Regions from separate parts of the Homo sapiens genome. Here region 1 is linked to region 2. The links are chromatin contacts, found by Hi-C or POLR2A ChIA-PET in ENCODE. All regions are on one chromosome and are shown on one strand. The core of a region is the stretch at or near the end of the contact, and the rest is flanking DNA. Distances in the headings are between cores, read along the strand shown.

Region 1 (3,439 bases), core at 314-2,813, 820 kb before region 2:
GTGCGGCCTGCATAAACCAAAGAGCATGTCATGCTCAACCACAGACAAACATCTGTTCCACTCCCATGTCTTCATTTTACAGATAGGGAAGACAAGGGCCAGAGAGGGGAAATGCCTCCATTAGGGTAATTCAGAGGGTCTCCTAACCCCCAGAGTACCTGTTCTTCCCGCTCCCACCTCCACCTAATTCAGGCATCCCCAATCCTTCCAAACTATGTGGCCACTGCAGTAGCAGCACGCATCATAGCAGATGTTCAAGGAATCTCTGATACTTGTGTGATTGCGCAGCCTTCACCACCACACCCTGGAGCTTTGAGGACCTTAGTATTCACCACAGATGAACCGGAGACTCCTCAGCCCCCAGGTGCAGCAGGATTCCAGCTGGTCCAGAAGAAACAAGTGCAGCTGCATAAGTAAGAGCCCAGCCTGGCCCTCAATCAGAATAACAGCCCCTGAGGTTTGTTTCAATTTGTGGGGGGGGCGGGGGGGGTTACACCTTTCATCCTTTCACTCAGTACATATGTATGGAGCACCTACTGTTAGCCAGGCCCTGCTCCAAGAGCTGAGAATGCCTCAGAGATGACGATAGACAGGCAGTCCCTACCCTCAAGAAACTGGCATGGGGGAGACTAGGGAGCAAAACAACCAGCAACTGGAACAACTACGTCCTCAGGAAAGGGACAGCTAACCAGCAGGAGGGAGCTTGAAGGAAGCCTTCTCTCCAAGATACTTTGCTCATGTCCTTTCTCCTTTGCTTTCTGCACGCAGAAAATGTTTTCCCAATTTCACTGATGGAAAAACAAGGATGGTGAAGCAGTTAGTGACAGAACCAGGGCTGGAACCCGCCACTCCTGACTCCAAACTCCTGGCGCCTTCTACACGGGGCCTCGAGAAAAGCGGGACAGGTAAGTGCAAAGACCCAAACCCAGCGCAGCGCCCAAGCAGGTGCTCAGGCCCGGGCGCTGAACCCTGACGCTGGGCCTGGAGAGCCAGGAGGTGGCAGTCTGCCCGAGGAGGAGGCTTCCCGAGAAGGCAAGGGCAGCGGACCCGGAGAGAAGCCAGTCTCCGAGTGGGGCTGGGGTTCGCCCACCCAAGCTCCGCCTCCCCCAGGCCCAAAATTCTGTGCACTAGGAGGCTCGAACTTAAGAGCTGACAGCAGGAGAAAAAGGAGGGGGTGAGGGCAAGAAATACAAAAGTGATGAAAAGGGAGAAATGGGGAGGAGAGACCGGACATAAAGAAGAACGTTGGGAGCCCGGGGAAAGGGGCCGCACTAGAGGTAGGTCGCGAATCCGAAGAGCTCCGCTCTGCCAGAGCCCCACAAACAATCCCCCGGTGGCCCCACTCACCCCAGATGGCGGCGAGTCTGCGGAAAGTTCCTGGGTCAGGGATGGCTCGGTGCTTCTCAGGGTCCCCAGGACTGCACGGGATCTGGCAGCTGGAAGCGACCCCCAGGCCTGGAACCTCAGCCCTAGGCAGCTCCTGGAACGTGCCCCGGCTCCTCCGAGCCCCGGGAGGCGGGAGAGCGCAGGAGCGGCCAGGACGCGCTGCTGGCTCTGGAATGCGCGGCTGCTGGGGACCGCCCCCGGAACGCCCGGTCCCGGGGCCCCGGCAACTCCAGCTCAGCTCCTCCTCCAGCGTCCCCTGCGGGCTGCGTTCGGGGAGAAAGGAACCTGCGAGAGAAGGGAGAGACCAGGGCGTCTCGGGCTCCCCTTCCACGTTGCCACACACTCGCCGCGTAGCCGTGGACATGTCGCTTGGCTTCTGAGGGTCTCCCCTCTCTGGATTGTAAACCGAGAGGGTTGGCCTAAAATGTGTCCTCCACGACCTTTCCAGCTATAGAGTAGACATGGGAAAGAAAGCCTAGCAAGTAGGTTTGGACAGAGGAGCCGGGACTCAGATCCTGCTTTGCGATGTCCGAAGTGTAGGGTCCTTCGGAGGCTTTGCCACTCTGTTTCATTCTCTGTAAAGTGGGAAAGGTAACACCTGTCTCCCAGTCCTGTTGTGAGGATTGGTTTAGAGGACCAGTGTGAAGCTGGTTGGTTCTCTGCCATAACATGACTTGGAGCATCCTGTTTATTTTGTGATAACAATGAAATAGCCCAATCCAAGGTGATCAAGAGCCCATTAGAATCCAGCATCTGAGAGGCTTCCCACGCCACTGTGGGTGGCCCAGCTTCCACGCAGGACAATGCCAATTCTGTAATCTTCTGCCCCCTCTATGTCATCCATGGAGTGAGGGGGGACTCCCGTCCCATGTTGGCACCCACACTTTTTAATTCACAGTGGTTTTCTTTAATCTTACTCTTCTGAAAAAAAGGAGCACAAGCCTTGACTATCAGTGAGACCTTGAGCAGTCTTGGAGCCCAGTAGTGTTTTGGAGGGTTTGGAAAGAGCCATACTGCCTTCCCCAGGCCTAAATTTGATATGGTGTGGGCCCCGAACTTAGAACTTACTCCATGCTGTTTCCTCTGATTCAGGGATGAGGTCAGCAGAAATGACCTCTAAATCATCATTATCACACGCCAGTTTCTTAAGGGAAGGACAGTGAGGATGAAGGGGATTCACATGAGAAATGATTTGAGAAAAACCCTAAGGGCTGTCACCCAACAACATGTTTTATTCAAAAGAGATAGTGTGGGAACCTAAAAACAAGGACAACCCAATTCTGAATAGTTTAATACAAAGCTCTCATTTAATAGTAAAAAAAGATTGAAGGAGGACAATCTTTTTTTTTTTTTTTTTTTTTTTTGAGACGGAGTCTCGCTCTGTCGCCCAGGCTGGAGTGCAGTGGCATGATCTCGGCTCACTGCAACAGGAGGACAATCTTAATATGACATTTTCCCTGGTTAGTGAAGGGGATGAGAGTTCCTTTGGGTGGACAACTGGTAACTCCATGTGCCCTGCTGTGAACATTGGCTTCCCTCTGGGACAAGGCAGAAGCTCAGGCCTGGAGCCAGCTGAGTCCTAGTCTCCCTTTCCATTTAGCAATTTATTAGTATCTCTTTAATATCGACTTGCCCTGGGACCCTAAAAGCAAGCCAGAAATAAAGTATGAATCCCCACAGGAGCATACCATGTTAAGTCTGCTGCCTAGGCTAGACTGATTTTGCAAAGAGAGCACTGAAGGGAAGAATAATGGATGCTGTGTTGGGATGCAGGAGTGGGGGAAATAGTCAATTTCAGCAACAAGCTTTTGTTACAGCAAAAGCCAGAAAACAGCTCACAACTTCCTTGGTCCTCTATTACAACCACTCCAAAGAGAAAACCATCAGGACCTGAAAGAAATAAGTAATACTCTCTTAGAGAGCCCCTGATACTTTGGGGAACTTGTACAGAAGAAGTTGTAGTCTAATGACATTGGCTGCCATCAAAAGACGGCCTTGGCCAGGGGCAGTGGCTCATGCCTGTAATCCCAGTACTTTGGGAGGCCGAGGCGGG
Region 2 (3,359 bases), core at 282-2,781:
CCCAGAGTATGTTCACCTCTAGATCTTCCCCTAGGAGGCAGCACATTACAGTACAATAATTGTCAAATACAGAGAGCCGTTAGCTTCTTAGGACCATCCCTGCAAATCCAAGGATGAGATCCAGGACTCCACACGCTAGATGATGCTGAACGAGTGAGCTTAGGACCACACTTGGAGAATCACTGGATGTGTTCTGGAAGTCAAACAGATCTCTGTTCAGATCCCAGCTATACTGCTCAGCAGTCATATGGCAATGGTTTTGTAAAACTTCACTGTACTCAGCATCAATTTCTGACCTGTAAAATGGGGTAACATTACCTAACTTGCTGGTTTGTAAGGCTAACACAACTACCTACCACAGTGCCTGGCACATAGCATTTACTCAATAAACGACAGCTATTAGTCTCTGTCCCTTGCTATATCCTGCCTTGAGATTCCTGATTTTAAAGGGTCCATTCCTTTCCCACAGCTTTGGCCCTCCATTTCTTATTGATTCAATTTTCAAAAACAAAAAGTTCTGCTTAATCTAGTATTGCATATCACATTAGTTGTAGATTTCACATAAAGAACTGTTGGGGACAAGGAGAAAAGACAGGTTAACTAGAATGGGCGCCGGAAGGCAATTTAAGTTCTGAATGTTTCTAACTCACTGTGATCCCCAATCTGTGCAAGGAAGGAGCCCAGGCTGATAGTCTATGAGTTTGGAGAGCTGGGTACAAGTCCTAGCTCTGCAAAAGACTTGCTGTGTATTTTTAGGCAAGGCTCTGGGCCCTCTCTGTCTTCTCAGTGTTTCCATCCATCCAGTGAAATAATACCAACTTAGTGTGTGAGTCCGAAAGAACAGGTCCTGATTTTGTACTTAATCGGGTGTGTGATTTTTAATAACCAAGATAACCAAGCCGTCTCGCCTGTGCCGGCCTCAGTTTCCCCATCTGTCCGAGGTGGTGGTGGCTCCTATCTCCTCGATCCCTATTCCAGATATCTAGGTTCGAGACGGATCAACGAGGACTGGAAAAGCAGCGGAGTGCGTGGCACCCGGCGAGATACGGCGAGATACGCGGGATGGAGGGCGGGTGGGCAGCCGCCAGCCAGACGGGCAGGCCCGGATCACCAGGGTGCAGTGCCACTCGCCCGGCCCCGGACCACCCGGGAAATAACCTGACGCACGCCCCGCTCCACGGCGGCGACCCCTGATCTGGGATTCTACCGCGCGGGGACCCAGGCAGAATGACTCTGGGAGGGGCCCGCTGACCGCTTGGCGGCCAGCACCGCTCCCTCCCTCTTCCCTGGTCCGCTTCCCTCTTCTCACCTCTCGGGTCCGGGCCGCTGCAGGCAACCAGGCGCCGCGGCACGCGTCTTCCACCGTGGCCTGACTGAGGTGGACACCGCGGCGCCGACAGAGCTATACCTGCCTGTCCCTTTCCCCGCCCATCGCTCGGACTCCGAAGGAGGCGGGGCCCGGCTGCCGGGACCTACGGGCGCGGCGAGGACGCACCGGCGAAGAGATGCCGGAGGCAGAGCCAGTGTAAACGCCCGCGGCCGAGGCCGTCACGTGGTACTGCCGGGCGAGCGACGCTACCACCAGCCAATAACTCGGCCCAGACCGGGGAGGGTGCCGCCCTCTGACTACTCTCCTCCTCGCGATTGGCTGCCCTGGACAGAAGAGCACAAGCTGGAAGGATTCTTAGAGAGGTTCCGCCGCTGCTTCCGTGGCGTTGACTCCTCCGCGGAGAGAGCGGATGACCGGCCTCGGCGGCTAGCCTGTGGCCAGGGTGAAATAGCAGGAGAGGCGCGGAAGCGCTCTGCCCAGAGTTTTGAAGTGCTCAGCGTTTGCGATCGGCCACCTCTTTATCCAGTACTACTTGGGACCCCGTTCCCTCCCACCCGCCTTTGTAGAACGGGAAATTGAGGCCCCGAACGGGAAAAGAGCTCCTAGAATGTTAGAGGCTCTTGCCTCACTATAACTCATTCCCCATCAAAGATTCCAGTAACCGGAAGGCTAAAATGTAAATTAAAAGGCCGGGCGCAGCGGCTCACGCTTGTAATCCCAGCACTTTGGGGGACCGAGTAGGGAGGATCGCTTGAACCCAGGGGTTCGAGATCAACCTGGGCAGTATAGCCGAACCTTGTCTCTATAAAACATAAAATGTAAATTAAAATGTAATTGTAGTTTTTGTTAAAATCCTTAGTGGGTTTAATGGCATTTGTAGGTAAAATCAAACCCTCCCTATGCCAAGGTACTGTGTGCTTCGGGCACTCATCTCTGCCCCCCTCCCTCGCTGATCTCCACCCATACTGGCCCCCTTTGCTCGCCACGCTTGTTCTCTTTAGGGACCTAAACATTGGTTCTGGCCATCAGATTTCTTCTGGTCTCTCAGGTCTCAGCCAAAACACCAGCCCTCTCCATGGCGAGGCCGTCCCTGACCACCCTGTGTAAACTAGCCACAGCCAGTCACATCCTTTCAGGTCATCTTGATTTAATTATCTGCCTCGAACTGGCCACTATTGAGTATGTATTAATTTGTTCATTCCTCACCTTGTTTGTAGCTTGCATGTGCCCACTAGATGGGGGTGAAGGAGGGCCTGTGAAGGAAGCATGATTAACTTCCTTTCCTTCCCTTTCCGGTGAACGTCTTCACAGTCATTCAAGGAACTCCCTTTCTTATCTAGAGATGATCCCCAAGTTTCTGTCACCCATCAGATTCAGAGTTTCCAAAACGTCATAAGCTGTCTTGGGAATCAGAACACAAACACTTGGGTTCTACTCCTGATGCTGCCCCTTGTGGCTGAAGACAAATCATTTCACCTCAATGGGCATCAATGTTTTCACCTTTCAAAGGGTAGTTAATGCCCTAGCACCCAGAGTCCTGGAGAGGGTCAGGTAAGGCAATCAGTGTAAAGTACTTTGTTTAAGCCCTAAAGACTGCACAACAAGCAGAATAAACAGTTTCTGGATGTTTATCACGTGCCTGCGCAGAACTCTTCACATTCATTACATGAGTTAATCCTCACAACAGCTTTAGAGGAGGTGCCATATTATGATTCTTCTTTTTTTTGGTGAGGAAATGAGGCTCAGAGATGTTAGGTGATCTGCCCAACGTCCCACAGTTAATAAGTGACAGTAGCATGATTTTAACACAGTCACGTCTGACTGCAAAGCCCACTCTTAACCACTACACTCACTGTGCTATGCAAATGCAAGAATCCACTCCAATCCTTGCAGCTGACATTTATTCATTTATTTGTTTGTTTTCTTGTCTGTGTGGGGAAGCCAGGACCTTGCATATAACAGGCACCAATAAAGATTGGCCAAATTTGGCCGGGCATGGTGGTTCATGCCTATAAGCCACTTGAGCTCA

Evidence for each region. A loop is a pair of places that touch in the nucleus more often than their neighbours do. ChIA-PET counts read pairs that join two places held with the same protein, here RNA polymerase II (POLR2A). Pooled maps may share reads with other maps.
Region 1: a loop to region 2 is called in a pooled map, with 4 times the contacts of the local background. The contact joins the promoter of SMIM3 here to the promoter of SLC26A2 in region 2. A Hi-C loop is called at or near these places in 5 of 50 pooled maps. POLR2A ChIA-PET finds 5 or more read pairs at or near these places in 2 of 52 experiments (activated CD8-positive, alpha-beta memory T cell and activated T-cell).

The regions. Positions count from the first base shown.
Region 1 is chr5:150,776,881-150,780,319 of GRCh38, reverse strand. It overlaps SMIM3 (small integral membrane protein 3), which reads right to left and starts at 1,563. Exons shown (of 2, transcript NM_032947.5): 1 at 1,348-1,563. LOC124901110 reads left to right here. Exons shown (of 2, transcript XM_047417995.1): 1 at 1-413; 2 at 769-3,439. The coding sequence starts at 1,199. The coding sequence ends at 1,840. RefSeq lists an enhancer at 180-1,041 and a silencer at 1,479-1,668.
Region 2 is chr5:149,958,930-149,962,288 of GRCh38, reverse strand. SLC26A2 (solute carrier family 26 member 2) reads right to left here and starts at 1,531. Exons shown (of 3, transcript NM_000112.4): 1 at 1,310-1,531. RefSeq lists a silencer at 1,476-1,595 and enhancers at 2,636-2,715, 2,512-3,115.